Regions from separate parts of the Homo sapiens genome. Here region 1 is linked to region 2. A link is a loop called in an ENCODE intact Hi-C map of the cell type or tissue named here. Cell type or tissue: PC-3. All regions are shown on one strand.

The links. Peaks named below come from ENCODE experiments on the same cell type or tissue, not always from the same donor. Only the 100,000 strongest peaks of a DNase experiment are listed, where the experiment ranks them.
Region 1: a loop joins it to region 2, with 12 times the contacts of the local background. A loop is called at or near these places in 1 of 110 quality-filtered maps.

The regions. Positions count from the first base shown.
Region 1 is chr4:65,306,146-65,314,145 of GRCh38, reverse strand. No RefSeq gene overlaps it. Among named protein-coding and RNA genes, the nearest start is that of LINC02835, 68 kb to the right of the region's middle. In PC-3, no CTCF peak of the experiment used is centred here; no DNase peak of the experiment used is centred here.
Region 2 is chr4:65,186,021-65,194,020 of GRCh38, reverse strand. No RefSeq gene overlaps it. Among named protein-coding and RNA genes, the nearest start is that of LINC02835, 52 kb to the left of the region's middle. In PC-3, no CTCF peak of the experiment used is centred here; a DNase peak (open chromatin) is centred at 3,050; H3K27ac peaks cover 278 bases.

The DNA of each region.
Region 1 (8,000 bases), 120 kb before region 2:
TAATGTAGAAAGGTTATTTTAAAACTAATTATAGTACCTTTACACTACCTAAAAATGTGCAATATTTTAAAATTATCTTCGATATCCAATCAGCATTCCCCTGCTTTATTATACATCTTTTTTTTTACAGATTTTTGTATCAGTATTCAAATAAAGTCTCTGTTAATTTATAATCTTTCTTCCTTCCTCCTGTTCTCCCTGTTTCTTCTATTTCATTTTTTGAAAATGCTCAATATTTTATCAGTTACTTTACTGTTTAGTCCTTTAACATGTTTTTATATTCCCTTCATTTCTGGTAAATTAGTAGTTGGGTTTACAAGTTCAATCAGATTCAGGATTGAGGTTTTTAAGAATACATCATAGGTAGTTTTGTATACTTCCATCAAGCCACACTTAAAGTCAAACTGACTTCCTGTGATGTTAAGAGTAATTGATGATCATTGTCAAATCATTATTCGTTAATAATTTCACAATGCTGATTTTTCACTTAATTACCAAACTGTCTTTATAAAGACTGATTTCCCCTCATCAATTACTTAATTATTCTGAGATAGATTTTATATAGAGAAAGCATAAGTTGATTGGTGAGTTTGTATGTGTGTGCTATCATTATTTAAAAGTAAGCAAAGGCTCAATTTGTCTCATCTGTGGCCCTTTGGCTTGATGACATACTATATTGACCTTCTTTCCTCAGTTGCCTTTTCTTGGCATCCAATAACCCATTTTCTGATTTGCCTACTTTTCTGGTTATTTATTCTCAGTCATTTCCACTTAAAAATATTATTCTGCCTTTCTTTCAAATGCTGATATAATAAAGATCATACATTTTATACTCTTCCCATCTCATGCCGTATGCTTTCCCTAGGAAATTGAAGCTAGTAAGTCTTCAATTTTAATAAATGATATTCAGTATAGTATTGCATACTAAATCTCCAATCCTGGTCTTTTCTGTAACATATAGCTTCTTATATATAACTTTTTACTAAACATCTCTTATCGGCTGTACTGTAGGCATTGTAAAAGTAGAGTACCCAAACTGACCTCCTTACCTTGAAAACAACTTATATCTCTTCCTATACTTCCTAACCAATAAAAGACATTACTTTACATATGGTAAACAAAAGTAGATATCTAAAATTTGTATTTTAAATTTTTTAACCCCAATCAACTACACTAAACCTTATATTTTATTAATTTCATGTTGAATATGTTTCTCAGATATATTACTTGCAAATGTACAAAAGGAAGAGCAAAACAAAGGTACCACCGAATGGGAAACATCCTAGAAAATTAAACATATCACCCAGAACCAAAGAGACAATCTTGCTTAATAATACATTATTTTAAGCATTTTTATAACGAGGATTTAACACAAATCTTCTAACACTAAGAAATATATTATACGCATTAAACAATCACGTTTTTATCCAAAATTTTGCCAACTAGTGTATTCTTTGTCATGAAAGTAGAAGCTAGAAAGCATATGTTTAACTGATTGTCCAAATAAAGAAATAGCCTATAGATGAGGTGCTCTGAGCCATGTCAGCAAATAAATTTCCATAAATTATGCTGAAGATTAAAAATAAAATAAAATAAAACTTTTGTTATAGACATTTTAAAGGATAACACTTGAAGAGTTTCCACTCTGATGTAAGAATAAAAGAAAATGACTTATTGCGCGTTCTGTAGAGTAGTAACGGCACTAGCCATATTAGATATGGAGGTCAGACAAAACAACAACTGGATTTCAATCATCCTATGCTCTACAAATATAAAAAATAAAATTTTATATTCATTTTAAAAGAAATTATGTCACAAATGTGAAGCCTAAGTTTCTTTTTAGGACAATTGGGTTGCAGATTTCTCAGTCCTTTGCTTGGCTGATGCTCTGGAAGAAGTGAAAAATTATGTTCTAATTATGCGGTTAAGCTCAGGTCTTGCAATTTGCTGCATATTTCCCATGTTTAATCATGAGCTTCCCCTTTACATCCTGTTAAAGCACATGGCCCTGATTATCCAGAATGTAGAAGAAAGTCCCTCCCTACCAAAAAAATAAATGTCCTTACTCTTTTTAGAAGAAGGTTTCCAAAAAGTAAATGTTCCTTGTTCTTTAAGAAAAATTCTTCCAGTCAAAGTAAAAGTAGTTTGAAAACCCTCTATATTTCACTCTCTTTTAGAGCATCACAAAAAAATCCTAGAAATAAAAAGGCTCAAGTAAGTTTAGTTCAGTGATTCCCCAAGTGTTTGACCACAGAACCCTTTTAGTTAGTAACAAGTATTGCTACTACTTCAAGGCAATTCTAAGAGTGGAGTGTCATCCACGTGAACACTTCCCAAATTAACTATAAGAATGTTATATTTTTTTCAATCAGTGTCACTCTGGGGGAACACTGATAGGAAGAAAGCCACTCAGAGTTGCATCTGTTTTAACGCAATATATTTGCATAACAGTTCGTCCATACTCATGCCTAATTTTCCTGGGGACTAGTGCAATAGCACAAGTATGATGAATCTGGATGGAGTTGGATGGGCCCTAAAAAATAAAAAACTAGTTAATTAAATGTACCCACTTTGGAACATGAATTGTGTTTCAATAATTTCTGATATTAAGAAATTTGGCCTTAAAAGATAAAAACTTTTAAATTAAAAATAAAACATTATACAACAATTGAACCATGATGTTGAATTTATTATCCTTGTTATTTTGGTGAATGTGTCACTTGATATGATAGTTATATAAAATGCAAATATTTTGAGTCAATAGACTTGGGGGAAGGAGGAAAAGAACAATGAATCTTGTGTGAAAGAGCAGAAACATATAACAAGGAACTATTGATAGAGTAAGTATCTCAGAGGAAATGAGGGCATCACCACACTTCATCCTTTCTGAGGAGCCAAGGAAAAAGCCTGGGACCTAGATATAAGACTGAAAATCAATAAAGCATTTTAGACGTGTATATACTGGATGTGTATATACATGTGCACATATATATACACAAACACGTACATGTGTACACGTACATAAACATGATTTTAGACCTTAACATAAGACTATGTATAATGTGAAAAAAGAGAAAGATGTATAAAATGGAAGTATATGAAACTCGAAAAATACATGAAAATCAAAAAAAAAGAGAATGAATGAAATAATTAAAATATATACGTCAATTTTACAGGGATATTTCTAGAGAAATGACCTAGAACCTAAGACATTAAAGCTGGCATTATTGAATTTAGTTAGCCTTAGGGAACTGAAGATCCCTGTAAATCTTCAAAATTTGTGTATGTATATTTTGGAAGGAGATGACTCACAGACTTCATTAAATTCACAAAGGGCTACCTGTCAATAAAATGTTACAAATCACTGGCTTAAAGTAATCTTTGGATGTCCTCTAGCCAGTGACATCTTATACCTGTAAGTAAACAATTTGTAATAAGACTCTCCTATGATTTTGACTTATTTTTTCAAGGTTTAATCTAAGTCCTGGAGAATCTTTCTGAGATATTACTCCTGAGAGATTAACTTCATTGTAGCTCTTTCCAGTAGATCAAAGATTTTGATCATAATAGTTATAGATAGTAAAAGATATTGATAATAATAATACGGTGGGACCTAGAGATAGCATAATCTGATATACATTTTTTCACGAACTAAGTGGAAAACTATATTAAACACTAAACAAATCCTCCTATATAGCTAAAGCAATGATATTATCATAAAAATCTTACTATTTTTAAAATAGTAAGAAGTCACTTAACTACTTTATTAAGTGGCTGTCAAAATCGAAGGGTGTCAAATCTATATGTCCCCAAAGCTTATCCTCAGGCAGAATTATAACCCTGTATTACTTCAGTGGTTATAATTTACAAGACCTTTTGCCTTAAATAAAATCCCTGTTGTAAGACTAGTAGTGATATTTTCTCTGACCAGATCAGTTTTAATAGTCCATATAGATTTCTTTTCAAACACTTATTTACTTATCTTTTCATTCATTTAAGAACCTTTTATGTTAGATGCTCACTATCTAGATCATGGTCTCTGAGTCCAATAGATGTGGTTCAAATTCTGGCTTTGCCACTTACTAGCTGTTTGACTTTGGCAAGTCAGTTTACACCTCTATGCTCAGCCTCCTCACCTGCAGTATGGGCAATAATAAGTTTACTCCAGACTGTCACTTAGAATGGATTTTCATGCTACTATCTACCTGAGGTCATTGGATATGCTGTTTTATTTAGTGGGGAACACTCCTCTCCCAGGACATTCTATAGCTTGTTATTCTTATTCTTAAGGTCTCCAATTAAAGGTCTTCTGGGGTTACCCACTAAACTTGTCTAAAAGTATCCCGCCACACCCTATCTTTTTTCATCATAGCACTTTATTTTCTTCAAAACACTTTACAAATATGTATTTTTTTGCCTATCTTATTGTAAGTTTGTTACCTGTCTTTACCTCTGTAATATTAAGCTCCATAAAAGCAGAAAACAGGTTTGTTTTGTAGACTGCTGTGTCTCTATTACCTAGCATAGTTCTTAGAGCAGCATAGACATCAATATACATCATTTGAATGAAAGAAGGGATAAAGTATCCAACGTTTTATAACACAGAGTAAGTCTGAAATTAAATATTAGCAATTATTAATCTTGGAGACCATAAAGTACCAAACAAAAATAAATTTTCCTTCTAGGTTTTAACCGATTGAGACAAGATGCAAGAAACCAATGAGAGTCAAATGATAATTAAATAAAGCACTTATGACCCCTAAAGTATAGAGCTCCTTGGTATTACTGAATTGAAGAAGCAGCTTGAATTTGGGAGCAAATTGGAGCCTTATTTTTCTACTCTCTCCATTCCTACTCAGTCAAGACTTTGGAAGCCACCTAAAGTTAGGTATACAAAGGTAAATTCAAATACATTTACTCTTAATATAGAAGATTGTGGCTTACCTCACAAACGTAGTTTCTGTCATGATAGAAAGCAGAAGAGTCAGTCTCTAGTCCCCAAGGATTTTTCTAAAAGACTGCTTCTATTTCTTGGTTATCAATCTTTGAGGCAAAGTAATATCACATACTATTTTTTTTTTTTTTTGAGACGGAGTTTCACTCTTATTGCCCAAGCTGGAGTGCAATGGCATGATCTCAGCTCACCGCAACCACTGCCTCCCGGATTCAAGTGATTCTCCTGCCTCAGACTCCTGAGTAGCTGGGATTACAGGCATGCACCACCACGCCTGGCTAATTTTGTATTTTTAGTAGAGACAGGGTTTCTCCATGTTGGTCAGGCTGGTCTTGAACTCTTGACCTCAGGTGATCTGCCCGTTTTGGCCTCCCGAAGTGCTGGAATTACAGGCGTGAGCTACCGCGCCTGGCCTTCACATACTATTAATAGTACATATGATGTGGGCCCAATGAATGTTAGAATTTTAATAATCAGATTCCATAATCTTCCTCCAATAAAGAATAGCAAGTAAATGATGGAGTAAGAGAAAAGGATGTTCTTCCAGTGATTTCTCCCAGATGGCAGAGTTACTGGTGGAAACGTTTCTGCGACTAAAGCAGGAACATAGAGCAGATGAATGGTCATTCTAGCCACTTAAGTTTGTTGAGATTATTGTTATTGCTGTACTCAGGATATGACCTTGCCCTCAAGAAGCTACAACCTAGCAGAGTGAGTTATATCAGTAAAGGAATTAAGTACAGTAAAGCAATGTGGTCATGCGATTTTAGGAACAATTCAGAATAGTCAATCTCCAATGGCTAAGAAAGAATCTCTTCATGGAGTTTACATTCCACAGTTGTACTGTTCAATATGGTAGCCCCAGTCACATGTTTCTACTTAACTTGAAATTTAAATTAATTGAAATTAAATAAACTAAAATTCAATTATTTAATCTCACTAGCCACATTTCAAGTACTCAATAGTCACAGGTGACTAGTAGCTATTCTATTGAACATCACAGATATAGAATGTATCCATCACAGCAGGGAGTTCTACTAGACAACACTGATCCAGGCAACTGAGAGCCTGACATTTTAATCTGTGTGGGGATGTCAGAAAGAGCAAGAATAGAGCTATGAAGACCAATTAGAATAGAAATATAGTGAGTATTGTAGATGAGAAATGCTTAAACTAAAGAAATAGTAGTGGAGTGAGAGGAAATAGAAAGAAGGGAACTGTTTTTTTTTTTTAAATTAGAGGCAGCGTCAAAGGACACATAGATGGGTTGATGGAATTTGATTAGGATAAGAGAAGGATTGAGTGCAAAGTTTCTGCCTCAGGTGGCTAAGACATCAATTAAAGTGATTAAAATATAAAGGAGATTAATCTTTGAACCAGCGTGAGCTTCAATAAACCTAGCTTTATTCTTTTAATGGTAATTTTTCTGGCCAATGACAAAGAACAAGCTACACATCTTGTCTGCAGTCCCCTGGATCTCAGTTCTGGCCCCAGTGACTGTTGAAATATGAAAACATTCATGTCCACACAAATAAACATCAGCATGCAGCACAGTGCAGTTATAATCTATATCTGGAAAAGAAACATTTCTCCCAAAGAGAGCAACACAATTTTTATTGACAAAGCTGTGACTCAAAAAGTCATGAACATCCATCTATATTATTGAAAGAACACTGAGCTTAGAAGTTTAAATCTCCATTACTACCTCAAAGTTTTCATCCTAAATAATGGTTTGTTTATTTGACCTATACATCTGAGATTAAAGGAGTAATTCTGGAGACTCGCTCAGAATACCAGAATAAAACAGAAAAAAAAAAATTTAAAAAGTGTAATGGAGGGGTAGCTTAAGATCTCCACATTTTTTGGGTCAGCAGATCGAGACCATCCTTGCTAACACAGTGGAACCCCATCTCTACTAAAAATACAAAAACATTAGCCGGGCGTGGTGGTGGGCACCTGTAGTCCCAGCTACTCGGGAGGCTGAGGCAGGAGAATGGCGTGAACCCGGGAGGTGGAGCTGGCAGTGAGCCAAGATCACGCCACTGCACTCCAGCCTGGGGGACAGAACTAGACTCTGTCTCAAAAAAAAAAAAAAGATTTCCACATTTTTTGGAAGAAAGGACATTGTTTACAGCTTTGAAATGATGGTTTTATTTCCCCTGTTTCCAGAAGTCTCATAAATATCTTGGGAATTTCATTCAGCACTCTACAATTCACATAATCAAATTGTTAGGAATTATTGTGAAGGTACTGGGGAATGACTGAAAGATATAGTTGGAAAAAAAGAAGTGATGACACTAGCTACTCATTCTCCCTCACCCACATCTTAATTTGCATTCCATGAAATTAGTGCCTGAGGCAAAGACTTGGGTGCAGGAGATTTATTTGGGAGGTGACCCCAGAAAGCAAGAATAAAGAAAGGGAAAGGAGGAAAAGTCAGTACGACAATGGTGTGGAAACCAAGGATTCCATTGTCACAAAGATCTCTCGAAAACATGGAGAATGTCGCTCAGAAATGAGCCTTCAGAGTTTGATAGGCTGGGCATTTGTCCACCAGCTCCCATCCCACATGACTTCAGGGGCTTTACCACCTGCAAACTTTCATGCCACACTGTTCATGGGCTTTACATATTCCTTTGTCTTCAGGAATGATGCTGAAGTGGAATTGGTCCTGAAATAGAAAAGTGGAGATATGCAATAGAAAATCAAGGTATGTGTTGTACCACCAGTCAGAACTATCGACCATAACTGCAGATAAAATCAGAGACAGGTCAAAATAGTGTAATTGAAGACATAAGTGTTTGCCGCAGTTCAACTCTTGAAACACTCAGATCCAATCAGGCCTTATATTCAGTCCAGTCTTAAAGGCAGAGGTAGCCTCATTGACCTGTGGCCTGTGCAGTTTTACAGAGTCCATGCTCAGTAGGGCTTGACCTGTAAGGTTCAATGCTCTGCAGTTGCTGCCTTAAAAATTTATTTTTGAATTTGTATTTTGTAAATGAAATCTAATAGATCAATGAAGCATATGGGAGTTGCGGGGCAGGGG
Region 2 (8,000 bases):
CAAAGGTTTTCAGCTGGTGAAACGACACCCCAAGTATCCTGTAACACGATATTTTTCCTACACATACATACCTATGATAAAGTTTAGTTTTTAAATTAGTCACAGTACTCTTGCCCTTTGGAGCCATTATCAAGTAAGACAAGGGTTAACTGAACACAAACACTATGATACCTCCAAAGTCAATCTGATAACCGAGATGCTACTAAGTGACTATGGACTAGAAGTGTCTAAAGCAGGGATAAACCATATAAAAGAGTGATTCACATCGCAGGTAGATTTCATCATGTTATTCAAGACAGCGTGCAATCTCAAATTGATGATTTGTTTATTACTAAAATGTTTCATTTAAGATTTTTAGATTACAGTTGACTTAGAGTAACTAAAAACACAGAAGGCAAAACTTTGGATAAGGGAGGACTACTGTAGGTGGTACATTTATGTGGGTTAAGGCATACATAAAATATCTCCTCGAAACCATTTAAAACATGAGAAATAAGGATATAATATTTCTGAGTGGAAATAAGTACTTTGTAAGACAGTACTTGTGGTTTTATTTCTTTATACACAAACTTAAGTATGCATACAAAGTGCTAAGAATTTACAATGTAGCATCCATCTATATGTTTATACATAAACCAATTATACTTAACTTTTCCATATAAACATTTTTCTCATCTATAAGATTACTTTGTGCAAGTTAAATAACCTCTCTTGATTTGAACTCATCTTCAAATAGGAGTGAATGTAATTTAAATTACTTATCAGATTGTTGTAAGCATTAAATAAGATAATACATGTAAAGTAGTTAGGCAAACATTGAGCAAATAAATAAAATAGATTATCATCTAGTGACACTGAAGCCATCATAACATTGCAGCTCAATGCATTAATCATGTGTTTGTGGTGATGCTGGTATAAACAAACCTAATGGGCTATCAGTTGCATAAAAGTATAGCACATACAATTATGTACAGTACATAATTCATAATGACAAATGGCTATGTATTGGTTTATGTATTTCCTATACTTTTTATTAATTTAGAGTGCACTTCTTACATTTATCTGAAAAACAAAACAAAAAAAACATTAACTGTAAAACAGCAGGTACTTCATGAAGCACTCCAGAAGAAGGGAGGAGATTGACAGCTCTATGCCTGTTGTCCATGAAGGCCTTTCAGTGGGACAAAATGTTGGGGTAGAAAACAGTGATATTGATGATTTTGACCGAGTGCGGGCCTAGATTAATGTATGTGTTTGTACCTTAACAAAACATTAAAAAAAATTTAATAGAAAAAATAAACTTGCCCTTTGTGATGGCTTATGCATGTAATCAACACTTTAAGAGGCCAAAGTTGGGTGGTATCTTGAGGCCAGAAGTTTGAGACCAGACTGGGCAACACAGTGAGACTTCATCTCTAAAAACAAACAAACACCTTATATAATAAAGACATTTTTAAAAGAAAATACTTTTCCACAGTTGTACAACATGTGTTTTAAACTGTGTTATTACAAAAGAGACAAAAAGTTAATAAAAATTTAAAAGTTTATAAGGTAAATAGTTACAGTAAGCTACTAAAGTTATTTTACTATTGAAGAAAGAATTTTTTTATAATTTTAGTGTAGCTTAAATATACAGTGTTTATAAAGTTTACAGAAATGTACAGTAATGTCTTAGGCCTTGACATTCACTCACCACTCGCTCACTGACTCACCCAGGGCAACTTTCAGTCCTGCAAGCCCCATGCATGGTAAATGCCCCATAAAGGTGTACTATATTTGTTCATTTATTTAAATTCCTTATAGATTCTGTATATTAGACTTTTATCAGAGGCACAGTTTGCAAATTTCTTTTCCCATTCTGCAGATTGTCTGCTTACCCTATTGATAGTTTCTTTTGCTAGGCAGAAGCTCTGTAGTCTAATTAGGCCCCATTTGTCTATTTTTAGTTTTGTTGCAATTTTGTTTGGCATCTTCATCATGAAATACTTACCAGGGCCTATGCCTAGAATGGGCAAAGGACATGAACAGGCACTTTTCAAAAGGAGACATATATGTGACCAACAAACATATGAAAAAGTGCTTAATATCACTAATGATTAGAGAAATACAAATCAAAACCACGAGATACCATCTCGCACCAGTCAGAATGGCTATTATTAAAATGCCAAAAAATAACAGACCCTAGCAAAGCTGTCAATAAAAGAGAACACTTATACACTGCTGATGGGAATGTAAGTTAGTTCAGGCATTGTGGAAAGCAGTTTGGTGATTTCTCAAAGAACTTAAAACAGGACTACCATTTGACCAAGCAAGGCCATTATACCCAAAGAAATATAAGTTGTTCTACCATAAAGATACATTACTAATAAGTTTATCGCAGCGCTATTCAAAATAGCAAAGACATGGAATCAACCTAAATGCTCATCAATGGTAGACTAGATAAAGAAAATATGGCACATATACACCTGGGAATACTATGAAGCCATAGAAAATGAATGAGATAATGTCCTTTGCAGCAACATGGTTGGAGCTGGAGGCCATTATCTTAAGCAAACTAATACAAGAACAAAAAAGCAAATACCCCATGTTCTCACTTATACGTGAGAGCTAAACATTGAATACTCATGGACACAAAGGCGGGAAAAATAGACACCAGGGCCTACTTGAGGGTGCAGGGTGGGAATAGAGTGAGGATCAAAACACTACCTATTGGGTACAATGCTTATTACCTGGGTAATGACATAATATGTACATGAAACCTCTGTGACATGCAATTTATCTATAGAACATATCTGCTTATGTACCCCTGAAACTAAAATAAAAATTTTTTAAAAATAAAAAAATTAAAATACAAAGGCGTATCCTTTTAAATCTTTTATATCATATTTTTACTTTATCTTTTATATGTTTAGATACACAAATATTTGCTATTGTGTTACAATTGCCTACAGTGTTCAGTATAGTAACATGTTGTACCGGTTTGTAGCCTAGTAGCAATAGTCTATACCACATAGCCTAGGTGTGCAGTAGGCTATACCATCTAGGATTGTTTACACTTTGTGATGTTAGCACAAGGAAATTGCCCACAGGGTGCATTTCTCAGAATGTATCCTCATTGCTAAGTGACTCATGACTGTATAAATTTTATTATTGGTATTATTAAATTTATTTGTAAGAATAAGTTAGTGAAATAATAAAGTTTACTTATTTTAGAATAATAAATAATAAACAAGTTAAAATAATTAACTAATAAAACCAACGCACTAAAATTTTTAAAATTTACTTAGGTTTTAAATATTTTTTGTTTTGTGTTGTGTTTTAGAAATAAATCTTATTTAAATTTTACTTTAAAATTCTACCAATAATTTGTATTTGTCCTTGTATTCTTACAAGATCATGTTTTGTTTTCTAAATGTTTTACTTTATTTTACTTATTGTTAGATTTGTTTATTGATTTCTGCATTTTAAAATTTTTATTTTCTAAATATCAATAAATGCATTTTTAATTAAAAAATTGAGAAAATTTTAGTTTCCCATGTCACTATAGAAATAATACACTGTGTACACTTTTCTCAGTTTTCCCTAAAGGCAACATTTTATAAAACTATATGTGATATTATATTACAACCAGGCTATTGACATTGATAAAATCCACTAATCGTATTCATACCTTCCCAGTTTTATTTGCAGTTGGTTGGAAGCTATGCCCGTATGTGTACTAAGTTCAATACAATTTTATTACCTTTGTCTATTCTCATGTACACCACCACATTCAAGATACTGTACTGTTCCAAAACCACCAGCATCTCTTCACTTATGATACTGTACAGTTCCAAAACCACTGGGATCTTTTATAATTTTGTATGTAACAGTTATGTGTGTATTAAGTACGTAAACAGTTATCTAAGATTAGTGGTAATGATTACTGATCCTTTTTTCAGAAAGAATGACTGTACCATTTACATTTCCAGGATCTCTCATGCTGTTCTTTTACAACCATTTCTATATTTTCTCTCAGCATGTTTCCCTAGAGATTCATATAAGATATTGGCATATTCATAGTTTATTTGCTTTTTTTCCAAGTACAATTCTAATGTATGAATGTGCCACAGTTTGTTCAACCATTTATCTGTTTAAGACCATGTGGGCTGTTTCCAGTTTTTGGTTATTACAAATAAAACTGTCACACACCTTCATATACAGGTTTTTGTATGAATATAAATTTTCCTTTCTCTGTGATGAACACCCAGGAGTAGAATTGTCAAGTCATATGGTAGTTGCAGTTTTAGTTGAGTTGAGTTGTTGTTTTAAAAAAGATTACTGGCTGAGCGAGGTGGCTCCCATCACTTTGGGAGGCTGAGGCAGGCGGATCACTTGAGCCCAAGTTGTTTAAGACTAGCCGGAGCAGCCTGGCAAAACAACTTCACTATAAAAAAAAACAAAAAAAAATTAGCTCGGCATGTGGCGCAAGCCTTTAGTCCTAGCTACTTGGGAGGCTAAGATAGGAGAATCATCTGAGCCTGGGCAAATTCAAGGCTGCAGGGGGCCATGACTGCACCACTGCACTTCAGCCTGGGCAACAGTGAGACTGAGACTCTGTCTCAAAAAATAAAAAAATAAAAAAAAGAAGAAAGAGTGGCTGTACCATTTACATTTCCACCAATGATGTAGGAGGTATCCAGTGTCTCTGTACCCTTGCCAGCATTTGGTGTTGTCACTATTTTTCATTTTAGCCACTCTGATACATATGTAGTGATCTCATTGTGGTTTTAATTTGCATTTCCTTAATGTCTGATGATGTTGAACATCTTTCCATGTGCTTATTTGTCATCTGTACATCTTCTTTTGGTAAAGAATAAATATATTTTTACATTCTTGGGGAATGTCTCCATTTGATAAATTCCCTAGTTAACCTACACAAGAGTGGTGTTTCAAAAGAGATCAGCCAAGCCCAACCACTTGAACTATGAAAAATGTCGTTTTAAGCCACTGAAGATTTGGATGGTTTATTACATAACAATAATAGCTAACAATAGCTAACTGATAGGCCTGCTTTGCTTCCTTTATAACCTCCCTATATGAATCCTCCAAACATCCAATCCCTGATGCAGTATTGATTCAAAGAGTTTCAACAAATTAACATTTGGAAATAGGTTTATACACTTGTAACAAGAGTATAGTAATGCTTATGTTGAAACTGTTTGATGAAGATAAATGAGAATTTACGTGAAATGCTTTATCCGTGGTTTGCATTCAATAAATGCCACAGGCAATAACAATTATTAAATATTTTATCTTAATAAATCCCAAGGAATATGGTCCTTCTCTGTTAACTTGTTTCTAAAAGATTAAAGGCCAATCACTCTGAAGAGGCCAGCCACCTTGTGATTGACTCCAATGAGGTTTGGCTCATATTTGGATCATATTTCTACCATTTGCCATAATTTTCATCCATAGTCCTACCATCTATCATCAACTGTTCATTCCATCAATATTTGTGCTATCTTCCTTCTTACTATGTTGGGGTTTCAAGGTGCAATATTTTGTACAAAAAAAGCAAATGACTACTATTAATACTTTCTATGATCACTATAATTTTATGAAGTATATGAAGTATTAGATATTGAAAATAAAAACAATTGGTTATATGTGAAATATTAACTTATTGATGTTCATGTAGCCGTATATGAAACTCATATTCTAATATCCTTGCAACAGCCTTACCAATAAAAATCTCCTGATAGATCAGATAACAATATCAAGTGAAATATGGTATGACCACTATAGCTTTTAGCGTAAATTTGCAGATTTAATGACTATTAGATGGTCTGAATGGATTCAATTCTGGTATTATAAGTATATTGGTCATATTTTTTTTGAAATTGTTATTAAAAATAATTTGTTATTTTCAAAATAATGCATAATAAAAACTAATTTAATACCAAAATGTCTTCAGTATTTATCCTTATTATTATATTTGATATTATATTCCAAAATTATTGTTGATTTCATACACAATTATTGGAGATTTGACTAGTTATTGGAAGAATATTTTGCAATTAATTTACCAAGATAGGTCCACTAGCATGGTGTGTGTTCAAAGCCAACATTCCACGGAGATTTTACAACTTCTCATGGTGAAGCTACAAAAATGTTTACTGGAATAAAATTATTTAATCATTGCTTTCCTGTGGATAATTTTAGAGATACTAGACAATTTGTTAATATACTGTATTCAACTGAGGATGATTTAAGGAAATTCTGGCTTTAACTCGGGACTAAGCTCAAGTAGAAATGGATGATACTTCGTTCTAAATGAGAATTTTGATAAGATTCCTAACTTTTCACCAAGTAATGTTTATTTTATTGGAAATTTATGTAATGTTTACAAGCTATATCTTTCCAACTTTAACTCACAACTCAAAATATTAACAATTGAAGTCTTTTTTTTTTTTTCGAAGAGACTAAGGTGTTTTCTCTCAAGTTTTGATCAAAATCTCACTAAGAAGGTAGAATTTAGGGGAAATTTCTGAAAGATGTGCAGTCCTTACAATCTTCTCACTCTCCTTTAGTAAGCCTGACAATTAAAAAATCAAGTATTTCCAGTATAATATTTCAGTTTTACAGAAAATTATTTGAGTATGTTGCATTTTATATTATGTCCTTGACTTTTATCTGTATCATAAGAATAAGCATATGAAATAGAATATTGTAAGAAGATCCAGATGAAATACTTCACCTTTTTTATTAAAGGAATGAGTGTCGAGTATATTGACCCTTGTAGTATTACTGAAAAAAATTAGGAATTAAAGTATTCCTTTAAACTTTGGTGTTTAGAAAAGTTTGGTCTTTCTTAAAGGATGAAGTTACTTCCTCCTTTTTGAAAATGTCGTCATGTAATTGACCATATTTTAATCATATTTTTCTCTTTTGGTTTCAAAATTGAAAACAAACATTTTAACCACTCAAATTTTAAAAGTTTGTTTATTTCAGTTCCTCTCTCTAGTTTTCATTACTACTTATATAATCTTTCACTCACTTATTTTTATTTTTTCTGTGCACCAATTATCCTATTCTCTTTCAAAACAAAAACCCAGAAAAACATTACAGATTTCTCATAAAATGAAGAGTTTTGAAACCCCCAAAAATAATATTTTATTTACTGTTTGATAATCTCTACCTTAAATCAGATCTGCAAATATAAAGTTTATAGTCTCTAGATTGAGCTCTTCTCATCCTCCAGGAATCTCTCAAATTGTTACAATTGCTTAATTCTTGAAAATATACATTTCATATTTATCCTTTTCCTATCTCTAATTTTCAACTTTTATTTTTCTCCTTCCTCTTCCTTCTTCTCCTCCTTCTTTTTCTTTCCTTTTAACTTTCCTAGACTTTGTAAATACTGTTAAACTCAGTTCTGTGTTTATACTGCTTTGGGGCCTGTTGGTTTCACACTTTCTATAGCTCCTGAGGATATACTTTATTTTCTCCCCTTAAAAACCATAGACTCTTATGGATCTAATACCTGTAACATAAAGAAAATACTTGCTAGATATTTAATGATATTTCTTTATCAATCAATCAGGTAAATGTCTCCAACTTAAGGTTTCAATGTTGCATTTCAATTAGGGTACAATCATTACTTAAGAGTTCTGACTGGAGTCATTGTAAATTCAGAGTAATTAGGTAGTTTTATCCTGGTTCTTTTTTTTTTTTGATTGAAATGTAATTCTCACAGATTATTTCATTTTGCTGTCTTCTCATCATTGAAGTATTAATTCAAATATAATTCCCTTTGATAGGCCTTTACCCACTACCCTTCCTCAAATCAGCTGTCTGAATAAGCAGCTGTCAGTCACTCCTTAGCATGTCTTTAATTTTCTTCATAGTCATTTTTAATATATCATCTCTCTCATATAGTTGTGTGCATATTTACTTTGTTTCTGCCACTTGAAGGCAAGCCCCGTGAGGACAAGAAATCTACCTTTCTGCTCTAACCC